7 separate regions of the Mus musculus genome follow, and regions 1, 3, 4, 5, 6 and 7 are each linked to region 2. The links are chromatin loops, found by intact Hi-C in ENCODE. Cell type or tissue: heart. All regions are shown on one strand. Region 1 overlaps Ppp1r12b (protein phosphatase 1, regulatory subunit 12B). Region 2 holds the start of Ube2t (ubiquitin-conjugating enzyme E2T). Region 3 overlaps Ppp1r12b (protein phosphatase 1, regulatory subunit 12B). Region 4 has its middle 72 kb from the start of Syt2. Region 5 overlaps Ppp1r12b (protein phosphatase 1, regulatory subunit 12B). Region 6 overlaps Lmod1 (leiomodin 1 (smooth muscle)). Region 7 overlaps Syt2 (synaptotagmin II).

Evidence for each region. A loop is a pair of places that touch in the nucleus more often than their neighbours do. Peaks named below come from ENCODE experiments on the same cell type or tissue, not always from the same donor. Only the 100,000 strongest peaks of a DNase experiment are listed, where the experiment ranks them.
Region 1: a loop joins it to region 2, with 2.6 times the contacts of the local background. A loop is called at or near these places in 9 of 42 quality-filtered maps.
Region 3: a loop joins it to region 2, with 2.6 times the contacts of the local background. A loop is called at or near these places in 6 of 42 quality-filtered maps.
Region 4: it touches region 2 in a loop (2.7-fold over the local background); 6 of 42 quality-filtered maps call a loop at or near these places.
Region 5: a loop joins it to region 2, with 2.2 times the contacts of the local background. A loop is called at or near these places in 6 of 42 quality-filtered maps.
Region 6: a loop joins it to region 2, with 2.4 times the contacts of the local background. A loop is called at or near these places in 4 of 42 quality-filtered maps.
Region 7: it touches region 2 in a loop (2.7-fold over the local background); 5 of 42 quality-filtered maps call a loop at or near these places.

What each region holds. Positions count from the first base shown.
Region 1 is chr1:134,860,319-134,864,318 of GRCm38, reverse strand. All of the region lies in intron 13 of Ppp1r12b (protein phosphatase 1, regulatory subunit 12B), which reads left to right. Among named protein-coding and RNA genes, the nearest start is that of Gm51265, 84 kb to the left of the region's middle. In heart, no CTCF peak of the experiment used is centred here; no DNase peak of the experiment used is centred here; H3K27ac peaks cover 322 bases.
Region 2 is chr1:134,959,082-134,963,081 of GRCm38, reverse strand. Ube2t (ubiquitin-conjugating enzyme E2T) reads right to left here and starts at 517. Exons shown (of 7, transcript NM_026024.3): 1 at 296-517. In heart, CTCF peaks have their summits at 69 and 2,240 (motif pointing right); a DNase peak (open chromatin) is centred at 541; H3K4me3 peaks cover 1,410 bases; H3K27ac peaks cover 1,157 bases.
Region 3 is chr1:134,889,803-134,893,802 of GRCm38, reverse strand. It overlaps Ppp1r12b (protein phosphatase 1, regulatory subunit 12B), which reads left to right. Exons shown (of 24, transcript NM_001368827.1): 4 at 294-453; 5 at 1,501-1,645; 6 at 2,973-3,047. Among named protein-coding and RNA genes, the nearest start is that of Gm51265, 54 kb to the left of the region's middle. In heart, no CTCF peak of the experiment used is centred here; a DNase peak (open chromatin) is centred at 1,732.
Region 4 is chr1:134,635,011-134,639,010 of GRCm38, reverse strand. No RefSeq gene overlaps it. Among named protein-coding and RNA genes, the nearest start is that of Syt2, 72 kb to the left of the region's middle. In heart, CTCF peaks have their summits at 318 (motif pointing left) and 2,123 (motif pointing left); no DNase peak of the experiment used is centred here.
Region 5 is chr1:134,875,296-134,879,295 of GRCm38, reverse strand. It overlaps Ppp1r12b (protein phosphatase 1, regulatory subunit 12B), which reads left to right. Exons shown (of 24, transcript NM_001368827.1): 10 at 3,131-3,331. Among named protein-coding and RNA genes, the nearest start is that of Gm51265, 69 kb to the left of the region's middle. In heart, no CTCF peak of the experiment used is centred here; no DNase peak of the experiment used is centred here.
Region 6 is chr1:135,367,771-135,371,770 of GRCm38, reverse strand. Lmod1 (leiomodin 1 (smooth muscle)) reads right to left here. Exons shown (of 3, transcript NM_053106.2): 3 at 3,706-4,000. It overlaps Shisa4 (shisa family member 4), which reads left to right. Exons shown (of 5, transcript NM_175259.4): 5 at 1-315. Among named protein-coding and RNA genes, the nearest start is that of Shisa4, 5.3 kb to the left of the region's middle. In heart, CTCF peaks have their summits at 2,490 (motif pointing right) and 3,365 (motif pointing right); DNase peaks (open chromatin) are centred at 2,630 and 3,350; H3K4me3 peaks cover 1,322 bases; H3K27ac peaks cover 1,493 bases; H3K27me3 peaks cover 815 bases.
Region 7 is chr1:134,723,052-134,727,051 of GRCm38, reverse strand. The region is part of intron 1 of Syt2 (synaptotagmin II); the gene reads right to left. Among named protein-coding and RNA genes, the nearest start is that of Syt2, 16 kb to the right of the region's middle. In heart, a CTCF peak has its summit at 1,619 (motif pointing left); a DNase peak (open chromatin) is centred at 1,621; H3K27me3 peaks cover 651 bases.

The sequences.
Region 1 (4,000 bases), 99 kb after region 2:
AAATATTATGCATTCGTGAATATGTGATGTTTATACATTTACTCTAGTGCACAGAGAAGTACCATTCGTTTCATTCGAGAAACTAAAGAGCAGTCTTCCATTAGCTAAAGAAGAAATCACTCTAAAAGTGTTTCTTAGGGCAAGGGGTATGACTCAATCGGAAAGTGTTTTGTACAGGTGTGAGGACAAGAGGTCAGATTATCAGCAGCCATGATAACAGGACTTGGCATCTGTAATCCCCACGTCAGCATAGTCAATCCATGACCCTCAGTGACATGTGATTCAGAGAGAGAGACCCTGTTTCAATAAGTTAAAGTGGAGAAGCAGTTAAGGAAGACACCCTCCCACACACAACTATATGTGATCATGCACACACTCACACAAACACGTGCACCCACGTTTCCCACACAAAGTGTTTCCTAGCTGAGAGAACTTAAATGAGTTAAATTCATTAAGATTAAGATTGGAAAGATGGAGAAATGTTTGTTTTCAGGCTGTATGGAAATGCTGCGTTCATAGACTCCTAGAGAGCCACTGCATCCGTGAACTTTGTAACATCCAGTAGATAAGGCATCGCTCGACCAATGGAATCAGATTTTGATTCTGTTCTGGCTGTTTTGTCAGTCCACGGCTGTCCGCTGAGCTCCTTCACCTTAGCAAATAGGGTGACCTGGCTACATCTCCTCAAGTGGCAACTGTATGAACAAAGAATTAGCTGGTGTGGGTGGTCCACACCTTTAATCCCAGCACTTAGGTGGAGGCAGGGTCTCTGAGTTGTAGGTCAGCCTGGGATACATAGTGAGACCCTCTCTACATAAAACAAATAAAAGAATTAACAAGACTAAACTGAGATATTAGTGAACTATATGCTGTATCAAGATGTACAAAATTGATTTTGTTTCTTAGAAAACAGGTCTTGCTATATCCTTTTGACTGGCCTGATACTTAACTGTATATAGCTTGCACTGAACTTATGGCAATCCTCTTGCCTCAGCCTCCTGAGTGCTAAGACTCCATATAACACCATACCTGACTTTCTGTACAAAATTATTTTTTAAAATTGTGTAAGATAACCTCCATGTTATGTGTATAGGGTGAACATGTCAGTTTTTGGACACTAAAAAGTATCTGAGAGAAATTATTTGAAGGAGGAAGGTTTATTTTGTTTATGGCTTCAGAGATGACACTTTGTGGTAGCTGCTTTATTGTTTCTGATAGAAGTGTGGATGAGCAAAGCCGCTCATGCCTGACAAGCAAGATGGCAGAGAGCAGCGGAGAGCACGGACTGGACCAATGCTGCTCCTGGGAATGTCCCTCCAGTGACCAGTCCCACTAACGAAGCCTCTCACCTGAATGTCTGCAAGGCTGCCCACTCAGCAGGCGGTGGCGTCTGGTCACTGCCCTGTTGTTGGACCTACTATCTGGAGTCCAAGTATGAACATGTTGTTGGGAACACACTATATGAAACCAGAGGAGTCTTTTCTTAGCCAAAGTGACTCCTTATTTTATGAAAATACTTCAAAGTTTGATAGGCTTCTGGTTCCCAGCAGTTTGGTTAACAGCTGTTCAGCCTGTGCCATAAAGAGATAGTGTGAGTTATGAACAGTGTGTTAACGGAGATCTGCTTACGAATACTTTCCCTGGGGGACTCCAGGAGGCTGCCACGAGAGTCTGGTGCTTAGACAAAGGTCTGTATGATAAGTAGCAGCTATGAAAGAACATGGAGTTTAAGCAATCTTTAAAAATAATTTTGTATAGGATGTCAGATATGGTGATATATGTAACCCTAGCACTGAACCTGGACCACTTCCCTGCAACCTAAGCAACTACTAATATTTTCTCTTTTTCTTATTTTCAACCTTTCATGTAAAATGGAAACAAGATGAGGGGTTATAATTAGCCTCTTTCTGGTATATTTCCAAAGTGCATCCATGTTGAGGCAGGTATCAGGACTTGATTCCTTTTTATAATCTACCATTTGATATTGTTTGTTCATTCATAAATTGATACATTCACATTATTTCTACCTGTTGGCTGGCCATTATGACAAATATCACTATAAACATTTGTATATATATATTTTATGTGGACATATTTCTCAGGTATATGCTACTAGTGGATTTTGTAGGCAATATGCCACTAGACAGCTTTAAGCTTAAGGTATCATGAATTTTAAACTGGCTTTTAAACTCTGTCTGAAGTTATTAGACAGGAACAAATGGGTAATAGTGAACGTGACGTGACTAGCAAAGAGACTGTCACAGAAGAAATGCACGTAGGACAAATCAGGCTCGCAATGGGGAGTGACAGAAGGGATGAAGAAAAGTGAGTGTGGTAAAAATATATTGATTACACTTAATAACTGGGAGGAAGGGAGCTGATGCATTGGCCATGTGTGGAGGTCAGAGGACAAGTTGCAGAAGTTGGTTCCCTTCTCCCTCCATGTAGGTCCTGGGACTTGAATTCAGGTCATCAGGATTAGTGGCCAAGATTATCGTTATATTTATATGTAGCACTGTGGATACGGAGGCTCAGATTTTACTGACACATGTGAGGTCATACATACTTAGCTGAGACTTGTAACCAAGAATTTATATCAAGTTAGAGCTCTGGAATGGCTGCCCAGCTCATGAGATGTGTACATTGTAGACCCTGTGCCTCAAAGAAAGGGAAAAGAAGAGAATTTATTCAAGGATCTAGACAGGGACAGAAAAGTAATTGGAGAAAAAAATTTACTACACATAGAATTTGGAATGCCAGGTCAAGGATTTAACATAGACGCTAGGTCTTTATTCCTGAAAGCTTTGGATCCTGGCACAAGCATACGGTGTTATAAGTGAATAGTCTTGTTAAGTGGAGACTTGCATATGCAGACCGATCAAACAGCCGTTTATTGAAGGGCTCTGCCTGGCATATGTCACTTCAGAACGTTTCTGTGTGAAAACAGGGTTAGCTGGAAGGAGTGAGGGAGGTATAACAAATCAAGTGGAGAAGGATGGCTTACGCTAAATTAAACAGCTCACTCAAGCCTTCTCTGGTCACCTGGGAAGAGTGGTGGTTGGTGGTGGGGCTTGGGAAAGAGTGGCTGTGGCAGGTACTCAGTGAACTTGCTCTTGCCCTGCAGAAACCCCCAAATTACCATTCCACTGGATAGTCTTTGGGAATTGTGGCACTCGAGAGGTAGGCAGGAACCAAATCAAGCCAGTTTTTATCTGGGTTATGTTAAGAAACTTGATCTTCTGTTCTCAGAGCTGTGAAATACCATAGTAGAATTTTCAGCAGGGGAATGAGCTGATCACATAAAACATGTCATTTCAGCCTTTACAGAATTAAAGCCATTTAGTTTCTCACTTTAGATGAGCATAAACTAAGAGAAAAAAAATCAGATGTTTTGAAACAGCTACATTTTCTTTTGAAAGAGCATGCTGAGTGATAATTCTTCTCTTTTGAAGCTTCAGCTTTCTCTGTAATCAGCCCATTGTGGAAGTGTTTTGACTCCTGCTGGGAAACCACAGTGGAGCCTTGGAGCCCTCATTCACAGGTCCAATTGGAAACAATTAGTAGCATTGGGATAAATGGGGATTTGAAGCAGGCCACTGCAAGACTTAAGCAGTAGAAAGCCACCGCTCAGAAATAATCTCCCTTTGCCTTGTAATTGAGTCACTTAGGCTGGGCTGGGATTTAGCACACCATTTCACAGTTGTCTCTCCTTAGGGTTTTGTTTTCCGGCAGGCATTGTGAGTGTATGCAGGACTGGCCAACAATCAGTTTCAGCTTTCTCCTTCTGGCACTACGTATGGACGCAGGTGACCACTGATATCTTGTTAAATGGACAAAGCCAGGTGCAAAGGATAATGTATGATACCAAACAAACACAACAGTATTTACGATGTTTGTTGGGGGGGGCATTCTGGGGAATTCTGCCCTCCTTTTCTTGTGTGAAAAAGTATTACTGTTATAATACAATGGAAGGGGAAATAATTGAAGAGAAATTTGCTCT
Region 2 (4,000 bases):
CTTGGGGGCATAGACACTGGAGGCGCCTAGGTAGAAGTCAGTTCCAGGTCAGCCTGGGCTACAGCGACACCTGTCTCACAAACAAAACGAAACCCTCAACCAAACAACCATAACAGAGTTCCTTACACTACGGCTTCAAAAGATATTTTCCTTTTAATTTTTTTTAAACCGGCGTTGTTAGCCTCTTTTCCAGTAACCACTCCCCGCAAACGTAAGCTTTTTACAACTGCACTGACTCTTCGTAAAATTCTTTGTGTCCCAGGCCTGAGGTAAATAAATAATCAATGCACAGAACCTGGGTAGGTGGCAGATGCTGGAGGTAGCCTTGGCGCGCCCAGGGCGGTTCGCTCTCCCCGCCGTGTTCCTCCCAGGGCCGCTCGGGTAGAAACGGGACTCCTTCCCCAGACTCTCCGTGACCTCGGGCTCGTTCCCTCAGGTGGCACTCGCAGCACCCGTCAGCAGCCCCACTTACCGCGGCGCGCCTCTGCTGTGCTCACGCGGAACCGCGGAGACCGTTGGAATGACTCCACCCCCTTCCAGGAGAGGACTGTGATTGGTCCGCAGCAAACCTGGGGGAGGCGCGCGCCCGCCTATTGGCCACCGCTCAGAGCTTGCGTCCGCTCACGCACCGCTCAAATTGGCGCGCGCACGCGTATCCGGAATTCTCAGTTCCCGCTGTGGTCTTGTTTGTAAATCGACTGTGAGCTGGGAAGGCTGGGAAGTCATCTACAGGAGAGGAAAAAAAAAAGGCAACTGGACACGCTTAATCTGGAGAAGTGACTGCTGAGTAGCTGCCTTTATATCTTTGTTGTGGTTCTGTGGAACGGGGTCTCGCGATGCAACCCTTGCTTAGCTTGGAATTTGCTATGTAGCTCAGGCTAGCCTGAGACTCCTGGCACTCCTACGCAGCTTCCCAATGGCTACCAGGTCACCCAGGCTTTAAGCAATGACAGGGGAAACTTTACAACTTCATTTAAGATCAGTAGTCTAAAGATACAAGTTAGCCGAGCACGGTCGCGCAGGCATGTTGAAATAAAAAGGTGAGAATTTGAGACCAGCCTTGGGTACATAGATTTCCTCCAGATGAAAAAAGATTTTTTTTTTTAATTTATAATTCTGGTGAACAAAGCATTCCATCAGGACTCTGAAGAGTAAAGTGGATGGAGTAAATTTCTCCACCACTGGAAATGTTCATATGGAAGCTTCAACCTGTTAGGGGTTAACGCAAGAGATCCTCTGCACTGTGAGGAAGTTAAGGATTTCCCCCTCCCTCTCCCTGAAAACAAGCCCGCTCTTCCTACATACTGTGCCAGCCTTTGATCCCTTTGAGTCACACACCAACCACGGAATAAATGACTTTCAAGCGCTCTTCCACCTCTAGAAAGGTATTTTCTAAGCAACCAAGTGCATGATTATAGCCAAGTCAGCTTTGAGGGCACAGCTGCGAGTGCCAAAAGTGGGTAGTCCTTGGGAGAGAAAGGAAAGCTTAAGACCTGAGACTCAGCAGAACTGGAATTGGTTTCAACTCTGGGAACCCTGGGGGTGGGACCAGAAATCAATCAAGGAATCACCTTTCTCTTTCACTGCTCCTAGCTTTTTGTACAGCTCCATAGCATAGACCTAGCAGTCGGTCTTTCTGAACTTCGAAGCTAATATAATTTTGGCTACCGCGGTGATGTCTGCATTTAGTCCAAACTGATGTTAAGCTACAGCTGGTTCCTCATGGAGGTTTTTATGGTGTGTTTTGTCTTCTGGAGACCCTCAGACTCATTAGGACTCTGACTGACTCTGCTCTGGGCTTCCCCAATTTAGTTGTAGGACTGAGCCAGAGGGTAGATAGTGAATTCTGCAAACTTACAGACTTCTGAACGATAGTCATGCAACAGTCTGACGTGCTTTTCAGTCTGCTGTTGCGGTTCTGTATTCATGGTTAGGATTTCTTTGTTGCAGTGAAGTGTTTTCGCTTACCATTTGGGATTACTGCTTATTTTACTACTGCCATTCATACTATCTAATGATATCTAATCTCCTCAGCATCTTTTCTTGTCCCTACTCCGACAGTGACCGTATTAGTCCTGTCTTGAAATAGAAACTTCCTTGGATGGTTCTTTGAAAAACACAGAGTTAAAAATGTCTCTTAGAAATAGCACAGACCGTAATGAGTTGGATCAAAGGAAAGGAGGGAAAAGACAGAGAGAGAAAGGGTCCCATTCTATCGACACAGTTTCCATTTGTCCACCAGAGGGAGGTATGTTAACTGGTGGGAATAGAGGCCAACAAGAGTGCTCTAAATGTTATTTTTAAACTTTTAATTAATTAATTTAGGGTTTCTTTTTGAGACAGGGTCTCGCGATGCAGCCCTAGTTGGCCAGGAGCTATTTAGACCAGGCCGGCCTCATAGAGATCTGTCTGCCTTTGCCTACCAAGTTCTTGGCTCAAATGTGTGTACCCTAATTTAGGATTTTTTTTTCTTTTTGGCAAAGGCCTCATTCTAAACCCCAGGCTGTCCTCAAACTCACAACAATCCTCCTGCCTAGGTATCATCACTATTTATTTTATTTTGTTCATTTGAGGCAAGGTCCCATATAGCTCAAGCTGACCTCAAGGCCAGACTTGAACTCCCAATCCTCTTGCCTCTGTCTTCTAAGTGTTAGGATTATAAACATGTGCCACCATGGCAAGCTTGTCATTATCTTTAAAAGTAGAGTGTTCTAATGTTGCAATTAAAGTATGAATATGGAAAATTATTACTTGATAAAAATCTGGATTGGCCCAGTTATTTATTCAGTGGATGAGTGTAGTGTGTGGTATGTGTGGGTTGTGTCTACCTGAGTGTGTAGGTAAGCAGATGCACCTTGGTAGCTCTTCTGAGTCCGTCATGGTGGGGATCTTCCTCTATTTCTCTATAACCTATTCCCTGAGGAGAGGGTCTCTCACAGATCCAGAAGCACATTGAAGCCAGCAACTAGGCTGGCTGGCCTGCCAGCTCTCGTGAGTCACCATGTATTTCCTAGTGCAGGAGCTATCAGCTGTAGGTACAATCAGCTGTGCTTGGCTTTTTATGTTGGTGCTGGGGACTCAAACCCAGGTACTCATGCTTGCACAGCAAATACTCTTACCTGTTGAACCATCTCCCTAGACCAGATATTTTTGAAAATATTTTCTAAAATGTATTTTATTTGTACACAGGATTGTTTGTTTGGACTTAACTGGTAGTTACACATGTTTTATTAGCAGGCTGCTGAGTTTGTCTTAGTAGGGAGAATATTTGCTATTCAATCTCGAGGACCTACGTTCAGATCCCAGCGCCTATTTATCGAGTTGGGGTCCAACAAATACCTGTACCTTCAGAACCCAGGGATTGATGCCCTCTTCTGGCATTGGTGTGTACTCACACCTACCTGTGAGCAGATACTCGTGCAGGTACACACAAATCAATACACTGGCACAGTCATAGGAAATGACGCAAGTCATGAAGCCAGCACAGCTGTTTGACACAGTTCCATCCAGGCTGTGCCGAGCGCTGCGCTGCCATGGCTGTAGTTCTGCCTCTCACTTTTAGGTTTTGGTGACTGCCTGCTGCACTCTTAGGGGCTTTCTGCATTATGGTTCATTTGATGTCTTTACCTGAGAAAATTATGTCTGAGTCTTTTTTTTTTTTTTTTTTTTTGGAGAATCCTTTCTGCTTTTAGGGAAACAACTTTATCTGGACACTACTTGGAAGTCTTCCTTATGCCCCGGAGATTGTGATAAGCTCAGATAATCAAAAGCTAGAAATTTCTAAATGAGGCTATGAATTCAGGAATCTTCTTGGGGTATCCATCCCTAAGCAAACTCAAACAGTATAATTGGTGCAGAATAAACAGAAGTAATTGACAAAGTCTGACTGACCAGGAGAATTGGTAACAGACTCTAAGCCTCTTTATACAATATACTGAGAGCTCTCTAAAAGTGCAGTGAAATGCAGTATAAAGACAGGAGTAGTCATACAGGGTACACC
Region 3 (4,000 bases), 69 kb after region 2:
TGTAAATATTGCAAAGTAAAAATAGTATCTCCTCTGGTTTTTATGTTCTGTTGTAAAGCATTAGGTGTGTGCTCCTCATGAGTGTGCATCACATAGTGTTTTATTTAGCCTGGCTTATTTAGCCTTGGCAATTTTGTAATATGAATGGCATTGCCTCAGATTTGATGAATTACCAGCTTGATGAGGGAACTGTTCTTTGTGGTAATATTTGTATGTTATTAACCTGATGAAATATCTTGTCAGACTTGGGCAGAACTTTAGTAACGCTGCTTTCTGGGGTCTGCCTTCTGCAGGCGTTGATCTAGAGCAGTCAAGGAAGGAGGAAGAACAGCAGATGTTGCAGGATGCCCGCCAGTGGCTCAACAGCGGAAGAATAGAAGATGTGAGGCAGGCTCGCTCAGGGGCCACTGCCCTGCATGTAGCTGCTGCCAAGGGTTACTCTGAAGTCCTCAGGTATGGAGCTGGGTACTGGGAGAAGGTGATGTGAGTTTTAGAAGCAGGAACTTTTAGCCATGATGTATTTTCTTGTTGTCAGTTTCCTCTTGGTTTGCTGGTGTTCCTTCATAGGTGGTCTTCCGGAAGGGAGCTATTACTGTTGCTCTTCCTCATATGTGTGATGTTAGGTAGACTTGAGGCACAGAGACACAGGAAGACCCTGTTCAGCTCTGTGACTTGTCATTGGTTCTCCTGAAACCTCCTCCTCTATGACTGTACAGACTTATGACCCTTCTGGTTTTATGATTTGGACAATTTCTGGGCTCATTAGGTGAATTATAGATCTTGAGTATGCAATATCCAGCTTTCGTAAGAGAATTAGAGTGGTACATGCCTGCATACATGCACTCGTGCTTGTGTGTGTGTGTGTGTGTGTGTGTGTGTGTGTGTAGATGGCTCCTTGGGTAAAAGCATCTGCTGCTGAACCTGATGATGTGAATTCAATCCCCTACATGGTAGAAAGAGAGGCTGAATCCTCCAAGTTGTCCTCCTACCTCCACTTGTGTCCTGTGGCACGTATGTACCCACCACCCACCCACCCCTGCCGCACACAAACACACACACACACACATGCACACACGCACACACACACACACACACACACACACTCAAGCATACCAAAGAAATCAACTTAAAATGTAATTGAAAAAAGCAAGAAAAGAGAATTTGACTCTACTATTTTTCTTTTCTTATATTCATGCCTTATCTGACTATCTGACTCTTGGTGTTTAGTGTTGACAAGATTTCCAAAATACATGTTTGTGTCAAGTTGAGAAAGACTAACCAGCACAGTGTAACATGGATATGTGTAGGGAATGCCATATGTATAACCTTACAGTTCAGTGAAGATTGTAAGCGATGCTCAAAGTAGTAATATGCATTATAGATTATCCCTTAGAAGGCAGAAGAAATCACAGGGTGTTTGAGGTATTAGTGGAGTGATAGGTTGTTTGTTGGAAAACTTTAAAATCAGGCCATAAGTGTCCCTTTTGCGTTTTCTTCTAGGCTTCTCATTCAGGCTGGCTATGAACTCAATGTTCAGGATCATGACGGCTGGACTCCTCTTCATGCAGCTGCACACTGGGGAGTAAAAGAGGCTTGCTCCATCCTGGCAGAAGCACTCTGTGACATGGATATCCGGAACAAACTGGTTAGTGAGCCTGAACCTCTAAAAGGGCAATGAGATCAGGTGGCTGGGTGCCTAGCACAGGCTTGAAGGCTCTGGTCAGTGTCCAGGACTGCGCTGGGGCTGTGATGTCCTCCAGCTCCTTGCTCCACGGCTTATTCTCTCTGTAAAAGTACTGAAGCCAAATAAACACAACCCAGTCATCTGTGTCTACTTGTGCTCAAGCCCCTAAAGAAACAGGAAGTGAAGAAAGGTAATTGCTCTTGATGACAAATGAACTTGGAGAGACCTAAGGTCCCTGTCTATGGTGAGATATGAAATATTTTACTATGTTTCAACTCTGGGTCTTTTAACTGCTAAGTTCTTGGCATATGGACTCCTCTAAGAACAATCTGTAATGGCAATGATTGCTCCATTTTAACTATAAGCAGTCCTATCAGCCTCACTTCAAACAATGTAGAACCCTGAGATTCTTATCCCCGCGTCTCTTGATTTTCTAGACTCCAGACACATGGTCCTGTCTTTCTTACATAACTCCCGAATCCTGGTCTCATTCTTAGACTATACAGAGTATGTGATTGTTCCTGTGTTTTCTAGAAGTAACCTGCCTGGCTTCCCTCCTCCTCCTCAAAGGGAGATCATTCCTGTTAGTCCTCAGCGTGAGTGTGACCCAAGGGCATTTACTGAATGTATCCTCACAGTAATACTTTAGAACAGGTGTACATGGAGATTCCACTGGACTGTTTGTCAAGAGGCCATAAGCATTAGAACTGGTGTAGTGATTTTCTCACTGTTTCACATGTTTGAAGGACTTGCTGTTTCTTAAAGCATCTTCTCTGTGACTCATAAAGGCAGCTCAGTGTAGAGTATCAGGAGGCAGCTATAGGCTGGGCATCTCCAACCCAAGTCTGAAATCTGAAATATTCATAGCTCAGTATTTATGAACACTGAATATGATGCCCCAAGTAGAAAATTCCAGGCCATGAAAACACAAAATTATTTAAAATACGGTAAGAAATCATCATTGGGCTCTATTTGTACAATATATGTGAAAAAAGTAAATTTTATGTTTACACTTAGTCTCAAGATTACTATGTATATATATCTCTGTGTGTGTGTGTGTGGTGTGTGTGTGTGTGTGTGTGTGTGTGTGTGTGTGTGTGTGTGTGTGTGTGTGCATATATTCTAAAATCAAAGCACTTCTTTCTGGTCCTAAGCATTTCAGATAAAGGAGATTCAGCTTATATTGCAGGAATAAAAGTCAGTAAGTAAACAGAGAATAGACCCTGAAAAAGTCACATGACTGCCGCTTCTGTTTTCTATCTGTCATGGTGCCCCTGTGTTCTGCTAGGGCCAGACGCCATTTGATGTGGCTGATGAAGGTCTCGTGGAGCACTTGGAGATGCTTCAGAAGAAGCAAGATGTGGTAAGTCTGGACGATGCTTTCAGAGTTTCCTGGAAGTTAGCAGTGACTGGGGGTCTCGGCCCCCTGCTTCAGCGTCATTTGTTCAGGGTTGAGCTGGATGTATCTACATTTCACAGATGTCGTTCCCTTCAGGAACTATAAACGGCATGTTTGAAAAACCATATTGTAAAAGGCTATATAAAAAAGTCTTTAGGCAGTTACAGTCCATTACAGAGAGGACCGACCTTCCTTCCTTCCTTCCTTCCTTCCTTCCTTCCTTCCTTCCTTCCTTCCTTCCTTCCTTCCTTCCTTCCTTCCTTCCTTCCTTTCTCTCTCTCTCTCTCTCTCTCTCTCTCTCTCTCTCTCTCTCTCTCTCTCTCTCTCTCTCTCTCTCTTTCTTTCTTTCTTTCTTTCTTTCTTTCTTTCTTTCTTTCTTTCTTTCTTTCTTTCCAAGGTTTCTCTGTGTAATAGCCATGGCTGTCCTGGAGCTCACTCTGTAGACCAGGCTGGCCTTGAACTCAGAGATCCACCTGCCTCTGCCTTCAAGTGCTGGGATTAAAGGTATGCATCACCAAAGCCCCACTGTATGTCTTTCTTAAGGTAATACTGCAAATCTGTCACATGGTGTTGGGCAGTACTTGGTTAGTAGTGGTTCATACATACGTCAGATTGAGAAAACATCCAGAATTTAGTCCTCTTCTCTTTCCTCCTTACTTTAAAACCTTAATTGCTTTTCTCTGCCTTTCTGCCTGGTACTCTGCAGAAGAGCTACATATGTGAATGGAAATCTAACAGGTGCACAGGTAAAGAGTTGACCCACTCACATTTTCTGCCAGTAATTGGACAGGGGAATAAAATTAGTGTAGGCAAGAAAAAAACCAACAACACTGGTTTCCCTTTTCTCCGCATTCGCATGTAGGCGTGGGAACTGACATTTAGGATGACTGTAGGAAATAGCGTGGGTTTCGATTCAG
Region 4 (4,000 bases), 320 kb after region 2:
CCCCCAACCGAAAATACAGGAGATGCTTAACCTGCTGGGCACACACACAGCTGGCGTCGTTAGCTTAGCAGCTGATTTCTAGCAATTGGTGAAATACAAATTCAAACCCTGACCTTTCATCTTAATCCTACAACCCAATCCTCCTCCCGGTGCCACACTATAGAAGACAGATCCTGGTGTCCAACTTAGAGCTAAGGATTGTAGTGACCTTGAGCACCTCAGTCTACCCCGCCTTCCCTCCTGTGGACCCAGCTCCAGCCCTGGGAACTAGGAAAGTAACTCAGTCCTGCCCTCTGCTGCCCTCTTCTGTTGTGCGCTAAAAGTTTCCTGCGACTTCTTCAAAAGCTGGAAAACAGCCTACTCTTCTCCAATCGCGCACGCTGCCAAATGGCTTCACTGCATTAGATTCTAAGTAGAAGTAACTGTGGTTGCTGTTAAAGGAAAAAAAAAAAAGAAGATTCTTAAGAGATGGCCTTCCACATCAGAACACTGGAGTGCTATCCAAGTTTCTGGCAGATGTAGAAGACAGACATGTTCAGTCCGAACTGTATAAAGTTCATGATTAAGGGCATAATTTTTGCCATCAAAATCCCATCCTTGGGCCTGAAGAGAAGGCTCAGTGGCTAAGGGTTCATCCTGCTCTTCCAGAGGACCCGGCATCTCCCAGCAGACACACTAGCCAGCTTACAGCTGGCAGGAGATTCTACTTCCTTTCCTAGCTCCTGAAAGCACCGCCCACATGTGGCATACATTCTCACAGGCATCTTTAAAAATCCCCAGGGCTGGAAGGGTGGATGACTCTGTGAGCACGTATTTACTCTTCCAGAGAACTGAGTTCCATTCCCAGCATCCCTGTGTGAGGGGGCTCATGGCTGCCTGGAACTCCAGGCCCAGACAGGTCTTCTCTGGTGCCCACACTCACACTTTTTTGTTTTTAATGACCCACTCTGGAGCTGGAGAGAGATGGCTCAGTGATTAGGACCACTGATTGCTCGTCCACAGGACACAGGTGCAATCCCCAGCACCCATGATGGTTCACAACTGTCTGCAACTCCAGTCCCAGACACATGGCGCACAGACACACATGCAGGAAGAACACCCATACAGGAAGAAAATAAATTTTAAAAAATATCCTACCTTACCTACAAATACTTTGTATTACAAGTATTAATCGCATGTAAATCTGTAAGAATCATGTCTGCTCGGCAGTGATACAAAAGTGTTTTTCTAAAAACTCAACAGTGGCCAATGAGACAGTGGGTTTATGGTTTTGCTGTTGTGCCTGACAACCAGCATTGGACCCCTGGACCTACATGGCAGAACCAACTCCCCCACATTGCCCTGACCCCTCAACTCATGCACTCACATGCAAATGCAACAAAACTTTGTTGAGACACAATAGAAATATGAAGTAAAAAGCAGCCTGAGAGCTGGTGTCTTGCTGCACATAGTTCTACCCCAGTTCTTAGTGTTACCGTTCTTAGCAATGGCTTCCCCGGGCTCACTCTACAGGCTGGCCGGCAGAAAGAAAGTCATCATCTCCTGTTTGCATCCCTAAGACCCAGCAGATTTGGATTCAGCTAAGTGCCCACTGCCCTCAATCCTCTTCCAGTGAAGACGGTTCTGGGGGAAGAACAGTGAGGTTTCCCGCGAGCACACCAGCCCAACCAAAGCCAGCCACCCACAGCAAGAAGACCTCTTTCTCTCACCTTTGCTCTCCCTGGGGTCAGTACATAAACCTACCCTAAGTTAGAACTATCATCAACTTGACAGGGAGTAGAATCACTTGGAGGCAAATCTGTGAGCAGCTTCTCTAGATTGCTGAATCAAATACAGATGCAGCCTGACCTCCAGCTACTGCTGCTGCTGTGGCTTCCCCACCATGTCAGACTTTACTCTCAAATGAACTCTAACTTCCGTGTGCAGACATCTTGCTGCAACAAAGCAATGAACTGATCCAGTGCACAGTATTTTCTCCCCTAGAAAGTCCTGGAGCCTTTAAAACTGCTGATCTTATTGAAAGTTGCCCAAACTAGTGTTTTTCTGCTTTTGGCCCCTAAACAGGATGAACCCAGAAAAATACCAAAAGGCTCCATAACACTCAAGGAAACAAAATAGCACTATCTGGTGGCCACCGCTGGAGTAGCAGACAGAAGACAGGCTGTCATTCTGAGAAATGAGCAGTTGGGCAAAGAGCTTTATCAGATTCACTACCTCATCCCTTCTCCAGCCTCAGCCACCCCCACCCCCACCCCCTACCCTTTATTTCCCGACACTACTCCACTTGATTCAGTGAAAAGTCCTGTTTGCGTTTGCTTGTTCAATGGATGGAGAGGGGAGGATGTAGTGATAGAAACAGAGCAATGAGATAAGCAGGAGCCTAAAAGCCTCCATGACCTATGTCAGTTTTCCAAGGCATGACAACTACTAAAAGCTGGTACCCAGGACTTACTTGCTTCCTGCCTGTGAGTAGCCATGGCAACAGTACTGGGCATGTATTCTCAGCATCAGTGAGGCAATGGAATCAGAGCAGGAGGCATTCGTTCAACACAGAGGGCGGCCATTTCAAGACTTACATGTGACCACTAGATTCTTCTCTGAAAGTCTCCTCACACCAGGACCATACACACAATGGTTGGCCGGTACCTGTAGGTTGAACCCTAGGGCATATGCCCACCATACTCAGATGAAGCAGGCTCACCAAACCTCATGGACAATATTCTTATTTCTCTGGAACCTGCAGGAAGTCCTAGGCAAGAAGTGGGACAGAGCAAAATGTTCTTAGAATAGACCCAGTCCCAAAGTTGGCCCTGCTAGGAAGGACTGTTAATCTTTGGGTTCCACATGCTGCACCACTTGCTCCTTACACTTGGTTTGAGTTTGGCGCTAAGTGACCACCACCTTGAGCATGGGAAGTACACTTTCAATTGCAGCAGGAAAGCTATAGGTGACTAGCACTTGTCTGAGAGCTTAGGGTGCCTTGCAAGTTTTGACTGGCTTGGAAACACCAAACAACTCCCAGGCACCTGGGACTACCTTTAATGACACCCCTCCACTTCCCCAGTCGACTATGCTCATGGTCATTGCCTAGAGAGCACTTAAGAGCCTGCATAGGCCCTCATCCCATATCAATTTCAAAGTATAATGAATACACATGGTTATGATGTAGGCTAAAATTAGATGCACATTTCTCCTTTTATCGTTTGCTGTCAGACCAGCAGCCCCGATCGTTTGTCCAGTCCAGTACGCTCACAGCAGAGCAGATGGGAAAGCACCGGCAGGGCAGCTCAGCACTGTTCTACCTCTAGCATGAGGCTTGCCAGGGACTAGCAAACCGATGGTCCACCTTACACTGGAAGGTAAGTGTGTAAGGTAACTATGTTTCTATAAAACAGCCTTTCTGTACAACAGCCCTGTGGTCTCTACTCACCTGAAACAGACCATAGGATGTCACTAATGCCATCCCTGTTGAAAGCAGGTTATTCAAACATTCACCACACACGACCTCACCCACCACAGCCCTCTACCCTTTTTCTCAGAACTCCAACCTGGAGTGGGATTATTACTTCTGCTGCTGGCTGGCTTGACACGTCTCATCTATACTGATGAAAACGTGCAGGAACATTTGTATGTGCTATTTATACATGAAATTTGTTTACAAAGTCTGCAAATACCTTACAAATTGATTATAGCTTAAAAATGGATTTACAACAGCATTGCGTTTTGCTTAGAATGTTTTAAGCAGCATTTTCTTTACAAGTTACACATGAAATCTCTCGAAGTTGAGAAACTTGGGCCACAGGCAAAGGACTGAGGACAGAAGGCCCAAACGGGGAGAAGCCATAAACTCCGGTGTTTCAGTCACGTTGAGGAAGGATGGCTCCAAATGCAGCCAGCCCATAACATGCTGACGATGGGGTCTTCAATGCTCTCTTCCGAAACTCTTCAACAAGCAATATTCCAGATTCTATTTCTGCAGCATTGTGGCAGAAGGAAACCT
Region 5 (4,000 bases), 84 kb after region 2:
TTGTCACTTCCTCAGAGGCTCAGGCTGCAGATGCAGTCCTGATACCTAAGGCTTCAGTATGAATTTTAGAGGAAGAGACACAAAAATTCTGTCCATAACATTGCCCCTCACGTCCTTGAAAACCAGTACCTAACAATACCTTTACAAAGGTGTTTTAATAACAGGATGAAAATATCCTGAGACCAAAAAGATTCTGTGTTTTACCTGTTTTCTTCATATTGAAAACAAAGATAACTGTGTACAAAGTAGACTAGCTAGAAGACACGTGTGTGTCTGTATGTCTTAAGTTGGTATTGTTCTTTTATAAGAAGTAGGAAGTGCAGTCACACCTAGTAATGCCAGCATCTGAGGAGGCTGCACGGTGAGCAAGGACGGCACTCTACCTGAAGCCTAGCTAATGAGTCAATGATGCGTCTAAAAATAAAGGAGGCCTGGCATGCTTTGTTTCATTTCCACTAAGGAGATCAACAAAAACCTCTAAGGCCAGAGCATCCAAAACTGTTTTTATGGCAATTCCTTTTTCTACTTCTCATGAAAACTTTAGTCTTATGAGTAAGGTTGTTGCCCTGTGTGATGGGCAAGGGAGGGAGACGAAGGATCAACTTTATATGGCTTCTCAGAAGCTGTAGGCCTCTGGCAGAGAGGTCTGAGGTATTTGGAGCAGACAACTGGGAAGGAAATCTCTCTGGCCTTAGAGGTTTTTGTTGGTCTCCTTAGTGGAAATGAAACAAAGCATGCCAGGCCTCCTTTATTTTTAGACGCATCATTGACGCATTAGCTAGGCTTCAGGTAGAGTGCCGTCCTTGCTCACCGTGCAGCCTCCTCAGATGCTGGCATTACTAGGTGTGACTGCACTTCCTACTTCTTATAAAAGAACAATACCAACTTAAGACATACGGACACACATACTTCCTCTATTTTGCTAAAATATTATTACTGGGAAAGGAGGAAGGATTCCCAGTGGAGTCACAGTGGCTTGTACAAAGGAAGGGGCTCATAAGTGTGTATATCCAGATGACTGGAGGCAAGAGGAAATCTTAGTGGAAGGTGGATGGAGATGACTGGCTTATTTTAGTGCAAAGATGACCTGGGTTTGGAAGTAAGATCCAGGGTTTTTTTTTTTAATAAAGGTCCTAGACCCCAGGAAAGGGACTGTTTCCTGGCATATGAAGGACCAGTTATACCCTAAAGACCCTAATCTGGTTTCTGACTAATCCTAGCCTATGATGTTTCCCTGCTGTGTTTCTCTGTTTTTGCAGAATCGAGCCTTGTACGTATATACCTTGTATATACTAAGCAAGCACTCTACCACTGAACCATATTTGTAGCCTGTTTCCCTGCTTTATATAAAGACAATGGAAAATTGTTCATGCAGTGTTTTTTGTTGTTGTTTTGTTTTAGTGCTGACACTAGAATGTAGAATCTTGAACATGCTAGACAAGCATATCACCCCTGAGCTGTATCCCACTGGAAACTTTCTTTTCCTTTTCTGTGGTTTTGAGACAGGGTCTTCTATAGCCATAGGCCATGCTGGCCCAAGCTTATGTAGCTGAGCATGACCTCAATCTACCAACCTTTACCTTCTTCTTCTCTCTCTCTCTCTCTCTTTTTTTTTAATATTTTATTTCATGTGCACTGGTGTCAATTCCCCTGGGACTGGAGTTAGAGACGGCTGTGAGCTGCCATGTGGGTGCTGGGGATTGAACCTGGGTCCTCTGGAAGAGCAGCCAGGGCTCTTAACCACCATCTTTCCACCTCCCCAAACCTTTACGTTCTAAATGCTAAAATTATAGGCATGTGTCACCATGCCCAACTGACACTTCCTTTTTTGATATTAAAATTTATTATTAGTGAAATTGTGGTGGTGTGAGCTAGTGATCTCTTTGAAAGATACTCTTTCTAGGCAGAATAAGAAATATGGTGACCTTCTTACACCTGAAGATTTTATCTTTTAAAATTTCTTGTTCAATGAAATAATTGCTTCTTAATAGCAAATAGATTATTTTCTTAATATTGTAGTTAGAATTTTGTGACGTCACCATTAGTATTAACTTAATATTAACTCATCACTTGAGAGAACTTGGGACATTCAGCCCTAAATGGAATGTCTCCCTCAGACTCCTCCCCGCAGGGCTCAGGGGACCCTGTGGAAGAGGAGGCAGAGACATTGTAAGAGCCAGAGAGGGTGGAGGACACCAAGAAATCAAGGCTTTTTTAAATCAGCATGGTCGAAGCTCATATGAACTTACAGAGACTGAGGCAGCATGCACTGGTCTGAACCAGACTTTTCGTGTATATTATACCAGTGTAGTGTTTTTATGGGATTCCTAAGTGTGAGATCTGCTTCTTATACCTTATCCTTGGGTCTTTTTCTTCTGATTGTTTGTTTTGTCCAATTCCAATATGTTAGTTTTTGTTATTATATTATACTTCATGATTAGCACTTAGGAGCCTGACTTGTTTTGTTTTGTTTTTGTTTTGTTTTTTGTTTTTTACTATGAGAGATAAAAAGGGAGGGGATCCAGATGGGAGTGGGGTCAGGAGGAACTGCAAGGAGACAGAGGGAAACTATAATCATATTATATTGTGTGAGAAGAAGAAATATGTTTCAATAAGAGGAAATACTTAGTTCATCACATGAAAGAGCATGGCCTTCATATGTATTTATTCATTAGTTCATCCAGTTTCTCCAGACTGTGTCAGAGGGGAGAATTAAGCTCATTATCACAGTTTTACAGATGAGCACATTAAGACAGAGAGGAAAAGTAGCTTGTTTTCAGGGGCCGAGCACGTCAAGAGAAAATGAGTCCCCAGAGGAGAGTCTCCTGGTGCTCCGAGACAGTGCGGGATCACAAGGCCAGCAAAAGGGCTCCTTCCTTTCTCAGAGCAGGTCTGTGGGAAGAAGCACTAAGGTTTGGAGTCCATTGCTGGCTTCTGAAGAAAGAGCCCTTGGGAGCATCTAACATCTGCCAAGTGGAGTGGGCACAAGGACAGCAAGCCTGCCAGGGGTCTGTTCTAGTACAGCCCAGGCTGCTCCGTGAACTTGATCAAGTAGGGAAAGAGAAAGGAGGGTGGAGCAGACTGGCTCGATCACCAGAACTTTCTCCCCCATCTTTTTCTTCCCCCATAGCTGTCCAGTCTTTTCAACAAGGCAGAAGAGCCTAAAGATGAATCTCCCTCTTCCTGGAGACTGGGGCTCAGAAAAACTGGTAGCCACAATATGCTGAGTGAAGTGGCCAATTCCAGGGAGGCCCTTAGGGATCGAGGTTCTTCCATCTACCGGTCCTCCTCAAGCCCTCGGATCTCTGCTTTGCTGGATGACAAAGATAAGGTGCAGTGGGGGAGGGGAGGGCCGTGCAGGGGATGCCAAGGCAGTGTGCTGCCCTGGAAATTCAGTCATGACAACAAATGGAAATGTTTTTGCTAGTCCTCAAGTTTTGAAGTACAGACTGTGAAGATTTTTTTAAGTAGAGAACAAAAGTAATTCCTCATTACAAAAGGAGGTATTTTGGTATAATGTATTTGGTGTCTTTAAAAAAAGGGGTTGGTCTGGTCACTCTAATAGTTTCACCAAGCAGTTATTTAGTTGCTAGCCAAAATAGATAGCTTTCCTTTCGGCTTTTCTTATGTTCTTATGTCTTTTCTTATTTTCTTATGCCCGACCCCCCCCCCAGAACAAAACAATGACTGAGAAAAATTGTGCATGGCCCAAAAGGTTCTTCTGAATCAGTACCAGGGACACCTACTCTTTTGATGTTTCAAAGAAAAGTTGAGTTGAACTTTGAACTTTAATGCAGCTGGGCAAATCAGCACTTAGTAGCTTGTTGATTCTTTGTTAACAATTAAGACAGGTTGGCCTGGATCTTGCTATGTAGGATCAGCCTTCTACAAGCTGGAATTCCAGGTGTATACTACCATACCCTGCCTGGTAGAAAAATTTAACCTGTGATTTTTATTTATAAATATATGATTAGGCTGACCACAAACAGTTCACCATCAT
Region 6 (4,000 bases), 410 kb before region 2:
AGAAGTGGAACGTGAGCTGAGCTGGAACCAGGCCGTGGATGAGGGGTGGGTAGGGAGGACTTGGGATTCATGAGCTATTTTTACTGGGAGACTGGGAGTAAGATGAGAGCCTAGGCCACAGTCTCTGTTTTCAAGTCGTCCCTCTGTGCCCAGGACCCCAATCAGAAAGGTGGGACCCCTCCTATATGCCCAGTTTGGGCTGAGGTGGAGACAAGTGAGGGGGCTCTATCAACAGCTGGCCACAGCCCTTCCCTCTGGCTGCCCAATTGGCTGGAGCTCAGGCCTCCTGGATTAAAGCTGTAATGCTGTAACTCATCAGTGGAATCACTGGCCCCTTCTCTTAACCCTGCCTCCTGTTGAACCCGGACTGCTGCCTGCTCCACATTCCACAGCAGGGGAGGGCAGCACCGGTGGGAGGAGAGTGCCACCATCAGCCCCATCCTGGGCAGAACCCCTGAGCATCTCTGGACTGTTTTCCAACGCTGTTGAGCAGATTTGTGGCAGCTAGAGAGAGGGTGCTCACGTGCTTTTCAGGACCAGGCCTCTGAGACGTCCAAGGCATTACCAGCTATATAAAGACACCTCTCCATCCAAGAACACTTACCTTCCAATCTGGGTCTCTTCACTGTCTGACCTTGAGCTTGCCTCTGAGTGTCTTCATGTATAGAATGGGGATAATAGCTGTCAAGAGGATGATATATAATGGAATCGAAACTATGAGTCCGTCCTTCCTTCCTGATCAGAAGAGGCCCAGGACCTGGAGCCAACATACAGAGGTGTGGTGTAAGGTACTTGCCGGCTTGATCCTCACAGGATGCTAAGGTGTCAGATTCTACAGGGCAGTGTCCCGGTCCACGGAAGCTAGGTATAAAGACTGTGAAGGCTACCTAGAAGAGGTGACCTGGGAGTAACACAGAGCTGTCTGCCCATCTTCCCTTGCTGTGATCCTTGAAGTCATAGTCTTTGTGCTCTCAAGACATCTGGTGACAATTGCAGGAAGTTTTGAGGTTTGGGGATGCTGGGATAGATGGTCTGTGGGAGCCCCAGGCATGATAGCTAAGTGCCCTGTACTAAGAGTCACCCTGAGACCATTCTTAATAGTTTTAATTCAAGTAGGGAAATGCCAACTTATCCAATGCCCCTACCCCCAGTTCTCTAAGGTCAGCCCTTTTTTTTTTTTTTTTTCCAATCCATCCTCAGGAAATCTAGCCCAGTGCAGCCTCAAGTTTCTGGCTTCCAGCAGCCTCCTAGGTTCTAGGCAGAGCCATTATCCTCACAAGGTCCCCAGGGCCCTCTGTAGCCATACATCCAGGGGGCATTACTTCAGATTCACATAGCCCAGAAGTCAGAACCTGGGGGTCCGAGTCATAGACTCCCTAGAGCAGGGGTCTGCCCCTGAGTGAATTCACAGGTTCCCTCTCCTCAGTGAAATCAAGGGGTACATGAATTTACCCCCTGAACCTTGTCACAGAAGAGCATGATGTCGAAGTATGTGACGGAATACATTGCCCTTGAGTCAGCAATCTGGGACCCTATGACAAGTGGCTTTGTAGTATAGGATATAGTATAGGTTTGCCCCAGCCAGAGCTGCAGGGGGAGAAGGGCTATTTAACACAGCAAAGCACCGGAAATAAGAATTCTAAGAAGAAAGAGGAAGCATTCCAGTGCTGGGGGGCGGGGGGGGGGGAGGAGCTGCAGAGTCCCATCGAGGATAACACTCCATCTCCCTCAGATACTCTTAATTTCCAGTCCGCTGTGTGTGTCTGTGTGTCTCATTGAGGAGTAAACAGAGCCCAGAAAGGCCTGGGGAAGCCTAACTCGCTATGTTTGCCCCTTCCCATCACTTAGCAATCCTGAAAAACTACACACGCCAGAAAGAGAAAGAGAGTGGATGCAGGAGGGACACTTAAGAACTAGGGGACCCCAGTGATGTAACTGTGGCCTTGCTGGGATAGGAGGAGACCCCGAACAGCCTCGGGGGTGGTATAGGAATCTAGTTGAAGAGGAGGGGTGGCTTTATGTAATCAACCAATCAATCAATCAATCAATAGGCCTATACACTGTATGAGACCCTGGGCTTGCTTCTCAGCTGAAGCACGCACAACCCTAGACAAACATGGACCTGTTCAGGTGTGAGTGTTTGTCAGGGGTAGGGTTGGCAGAGCTCCAAGGGGTTTGGGTTCTGGGAGGGGAGAGGGCTAGAGCAAAAGACAATGTGGGAATACAGCGGGGCCAAGGGAAAGCTAAGGAAGAGGAGGACGCAGGGTGTTTGACTAGAAGGGAGGCACCTGGACAAAAAAAGTCTTTCTGGCTATGAGGGAAGGAGGGGAAGGAAAGGAAGAGGGGAGGAGGAGGGAGTTCCAGAAGGGGAGAAGGGTTTTTGGGCACTGACGGGCCTCCCAATGAGTGCAGCACCCTTGGTGCCTGACTCGCAGGTTGATTTCAGCTGGATAGCATCTGCTCTCAGGGGTGAAGGTTGTGCTCGGTCCTCCAGATGGCGACAAGAGAACTTGGTTTTCCAGAAAAGCTTGGTCTCTGAGTGGCCCGTGTCCAGATCCTACTCCTCAACAGTGGCCAAGTAAGCATGGAGTTCCCGGCTCGGCCCTGAGACCGGAGCCCTTTGATTGTCATAGGTCATACGTTGAGCTCCAGGGACAAAGTGAGATATAAAAGCCTAGCTAACTGCCCGTGTCCACGTGCCAGACAGACACTGGTCCTAGGCCCGCTCTAGGTCCCCCTCTCTGGCCAGGGAAAGTGGAGCGAAACGAGAGCAGGAGGAGGAACTTCTCGGTTTGGGGGCAGTAGACCTGCAATGGAACCTTGGAAAGAACAGAGGAGGTAGATGCTGAAGAGGATGCTGGGAAAGGCTGAGGTCAGGTGTTGCTTCTCCTGGATCTAGATGACCTGCTCTCCCTGGGGATGGGGGGGGGGGCGGGGGACGACGACGACGACTTGGCGTTGAGTCTAGATTCATTAACTTGAATGAATCATTTGCTTTCTTTGAACCTCTCCGCTCCGCCCCTCCCCCGCCCCCTATTAAAACGTAGGTGGTAGATGGGCATAGATCTTTTCTATTGCTAGTTCTGACCTTCCTTGGTTTTAGGAAGGAAAAATCCACTAGACGCGTGACTCCGGGCTCAGGAGCCAGAGGCGGACAGCAGAACTCGCGGAGCGGACAGAAACACTTCTGTGAATCCCGCGGGTCCTGAGCTCAAGCATCCGCTCCGCACCTCGGGTGGGTCTTGCAAGACAAGGACAGTCGCGTAGGGTGGGGCTGGAGTCCCTTCCCCCTCTCTGCTCTTCTTTGACCTCCCGCCGCCAGAGCCAGGCTGCTCTGAGGAGTAGAAGAGCCTGGGTTGCAGTTTTCCTCGAGGTGGCGCTGCGCTCCCACATCAAGTTTAAACGCACTTAGAAATGATTACGTCATCCCAGGCCTAATTGGCTCTGGGAAGCAGAGAGTTGGGAAGTGTGTGTGCTCCCAGCCCCCAGCCCAGTCTAAATCGTGTTTCCAGTTAAGTAAACAAACAAACAGACAAACAAACAAAAACATGCAAAGGTGAAAGGTTCTAAAGGAGACTTAAAGTCTGGAGACTGGCCCGGTGTGGTAGCACACACCTTTAATCCCCGCAGAGGCAAACAGATCTTCAAGAGTTCGAAGTTAGCCTGCTCTACATTAGGAGTTCTATGTTAGCCAGGACTACATAGAAAAGAGGAAATTATATATTTATATATGTAAAACTAGTTCCATTTGGCTTCCAATGTCATTGTGAAAAACTATCACTGGTCCGTTTTTTCAGCAGCAGAGAGGAGTTAAGACCTCAGCCCTACCTCTTATTCGTCATGTACCCACGTGCAGCTGATTAACTCTATCTGCAAAACATCGAGGCGATTGGCTTCCACATCACAGAGTTGGAAGATAAGCAGAAGCACCCTTAAGCATCTAGCTAGTGCCCTGCACCATCAGATGAAAGCTCATGGGCTTGACTCCAAAGCATACTCT
Region 7 (4,000 bases), 240 kb after region 2:
ATCACTCCTCTCTACCCCTCAAGCGAGGGCCTCAGCTTGACTAGACAGAGTGGAAAAGCCACCACTTTAAGGATAGGAACGAGGCTTCCTTGACCTTGTCAGGCAAGGCACTAAAGTTGCTGGACCAGTCGCCAACCCGGTCACCTATCCCCAGCTGCCTCTGGCCCCAGAAGCTGCTCCCTCAGGGCTCCAGAGCTCTCCTGGAAGGAAAGGAGGCCACACTGTCTACTACGTGGGCATCTACTGCCCAGGCATCATTGCACTTGAAAGGACAGAAGGGTGGGATGCCCGCATAGGTGCTAAGCAGGACAGTGGAAGCAAGCGGTAGGGCACTGGCTATGGGGCCTTGGGGAGCCTTGGTGTGCACGTGGTCTGCGAGGAAGAGAGACAAGCAGGGTAGTGGCGCTCTGCACCTGGTCATGATCTAGAGAAGTGTGGCTGTGGACAAGCTTGCCCAGAGGATGGACAGACACACAGACACAGACAGACAGACATCCTGCCATGCATGAAGCACACTGCGCCTTCCACCTGCCCTGCTGTCCTTCACACTAGAGGCTTCTCCTCAGTTCAGAAGGGACACTCCTCCTCTCTGACCGCACAAGCGCCTTGCTCAGCATCTCAGGCTTTCAGAAGGGTGTGTGGTGTGTAAACCCGGAATGTGTGAGGTGTCACGTGCCGCCGTATGGACATGGAATGTAAGAGTGCGGTGTGAGGAATGGGTTATATGTGAATCCGTAGCATCAGTGGGGGATAGGAATGTGTGCTATATATGTAGCAGGTAATAGGGCATGGGGACATAGAACTGTGGTGTGTGGTGTGTGCAGTAAGTAGTGATATGGGTGGCAAGAGTCTGAGTTATATGGTGGGTGGAATATCCTGGACATAGTGGGCATGTGGGTAGTATGTATGTATGTATGTATGTATGTATGTATGTATGTATGTATGTGTTGCAGGTTATAGGTGTATGAAGTTTAACGTATGGTGGAAAGCCAGGTGCATGTAGTTAGTGGGAGTGGGGCACAGAGGTAGGGGTGTGTGTGGCAGGTAGAGGTGTGGTAGGTAGGGTGTATGGGGTGGGGTGGGGCTATGTGTGACAGGCGGTGGTGTGTATATGGTAAGATGTATGTTGTGTCATCAGGTTATATGCTGCTGTGTGGTAAGTGGGGTGTATGTGGCATGGTATATATGGAGGTGTTCTGGAGGCTATATAGTGTCTGTGATGAGTAGGGGTTTGTGGGGGTGAGCTGGGAATGGCACATGAGACAGGGAAGCTCATAAAAGCACATGGTACGAAGGGTGTGTTGTGTATAATGGATGTGGGATAGGGGTACATTTATGGCGTGGTGGGTATATCTATACATGGTGGGCAGGGAGTACCAACATGTAAACAGAGAATAGCCTCAAAAGCAGGGACTATGGCCGGGTGACAGGGACTGTGGCCAGGTGACAAGGACAGTGGCCGGGTGATAGGGACTGTGGCCAGGTGACAGGGACAGTGGTGGGTGACAGGGGCTGTGCCTGGGTGACAGGGACGGTGGCTAAGGCTCCTCTTCCTGCTTACTGCTTGATATGAGTGTTTAAGCCCGTAGTGCCCCCTGCTGTCTGACCAGGAGCCAGGCTGACTACAGGCCTGGGCAAGGTTCCTGCCCAGGGAACTAAAAACGGAAGCAGGAGGGAAGCTGCAGAAGGTGGCTTTGCCAGCCAAATAATGGAACCTGACTTTGGTGCCAGGTTATCTTCAACCTCAGCTAGAAGAGAGGCTGGCTCCAACTCTCAGGCCCATGAAGGGTACACATGTTATCAGGAAGCTGTCTGTGCCCACATACAAGTGGACACTATGTGTTTGAGCATAAATATAGGTGTGAATGTGTTCACAGGCACCGTGAGTGCAGAACAGAGCCTTGCATGGGAAGTACAAAGCCCAGGGGAAGGGACAGCTGGGTTTTCAACTCAGCATTTTCCCAGGAAGCTGTGGTTACAGCTGAAGACCCTACACTTGGGTAATGAAGATATAATCTGATTGCCTTTGGAAAGTGCTCTGCATCTTCCAAGATGGCCCGCAGCCTTGAAGACCTCACCTGAATGTAAGACAGCTCTATCCTCAGACACAGATAGCATGTGGGCTGCAGAATAGCCAGGGCTAAGATCCCTATCCACAGGAAAGCCCAGGGCTATGCTCTGACCACAAGTCCAGGCTCTGTCCAAGAAAGCCAGGGCTACCACATAGGTAGGTAGGTGGGTGGGTGTGTAGGTGGATGGGTAGGTGTGGGGGGGGGGGGGGTAGGTGGGAGGGTGTGTGGGTGGGTGGGTGGGTAGGTGTGTGTGTATATGTGGGGGGGGTGGGTAGGTGTGTGTTTATGTGTGGGTGGGTGTGTGGGTGGGTGTGTGGGAGAGTGGATAGGTGGGTAGGTAGGTGGGAGAGTGGGTAGATAGGTGGGTGGATGGGTAGGGGGGGTGGGCGTGGGGGGGTAGGTGTGTGGGTGTGGGTGGGTGGGTGGGTAGGTAAGTATGTAGGTGAGTGGATGGGTAGGTAGATGGGTAGGTAGGTGGAGGGGTGGGGGTGGGTAGGTGTGTGGGTGTGTGGGTGTGTGGGTAGGTGTGTGGGGAGTGGGTAGGTGGGTAGATGTGGGGGGTAGGTGGGTGGATGGGTGGGTAGGTAGATGTTGAGCTACTACACAGCTGGGTGGCTGGGTGCCTGAGGTCCAGAGCCTTCTTCCCCAGCTCTGTATATTCCTTCCTCTGAGACTGTCCACTGCTAGCTGGTATCAACTACCTGTGCACACTGCCTAGCTCCACACAGCCCACAAAGATGATGAGAAAGAAATGGCTTGTTTCTTCTTCTTGTGTTTTCTTACTCTACCCCAACCCTGCCCAGAGAAACAACCTGGTAACAGCCTAGAGGGCAACTGAGAAGGTGGGGTCTCGCCAGGTAGGGCTTCTCCTGGAAACCTGTTTTCCTTTTAGGCCAGACTTCAAGGCTACAAGCCAGACTGACTAACCAGTGGCAGGGTGGCAAAGCCTGCCACCCTGGAATGATCCACCTGAGGGGAGAGTGGGTATCATCCTGACCAGCACACCCTCCAAGTCTGGCAGCAAATCCTATGGGATGACTTTGCTCACTAATGTCTGCCTTCCCCAGCCTTGAGACTGACCCTTCCTAGCACAGTTAAGTCATGTCTGTTCTTCTGATAGTCACTTTCTTTCACCCCAAATCCTATACGAGGTCCTGTGCTGAAAGCTAATTATTCACGCTGAGTAAGACTCAACACTGTCCCAAAGCAGCTCACTAAGGAGATGCCAGGCTCAGGCCTCTGGAATGGTGGAGCAGGCATGACTCCCGTGGCTTGATGGGATACACCCAAGACCCCACTGTGAACCCCTGACACAACTGACTAAGGGTTCCGCTTTCCATCAGCAGCTCTAAGTTTCTCTGAAAAGGCTGGCCTCACAGGGGAGACATGAAGGGGAGCCAGCCCCGAGGTGCAGATGAAGGAGCCATGACTGCAGCTCTCCAAACTTCAATGCTGCACCTCGTTTGTGCTCCTTCCCACTGAGGGAACGATGATGACTCCCAGTTTACAGAGGAGGAAACTGAGGCTGAGCAGGACACAAAAGAGAGTGCCTGGTATACACCCTAAAAAAAAAAAAAAAAAAAAAAAAAAAAAACCCTTTCCCAAATGATGAAGAGAGCTGTATCTCCAAGTAATGGGTGGCCAGGTGGCAGGTGAAAAGTCCTAAAAAGTCTAGCAATCCTGGTCTGTCCTGGTGCATGATGGGGGTTCTGATATCCGGCAAAGGGTCATCAAGGGAGGACAGTCTGGTCCCTTTGTTTCAAGAGTATACTCTCCTCCCAGACACTGGCCAGGAACAAGGACCAAGAAGTTTTGGCCCAGACGCAGATGCCCATTACTGCCAGCGCCCCTGACAGCTCACAGTATCCGGGAACGAAAGTGGGTCATGCCAAGTCCTGGGGGCATAATTACAGTCCCGGAAGCCAACT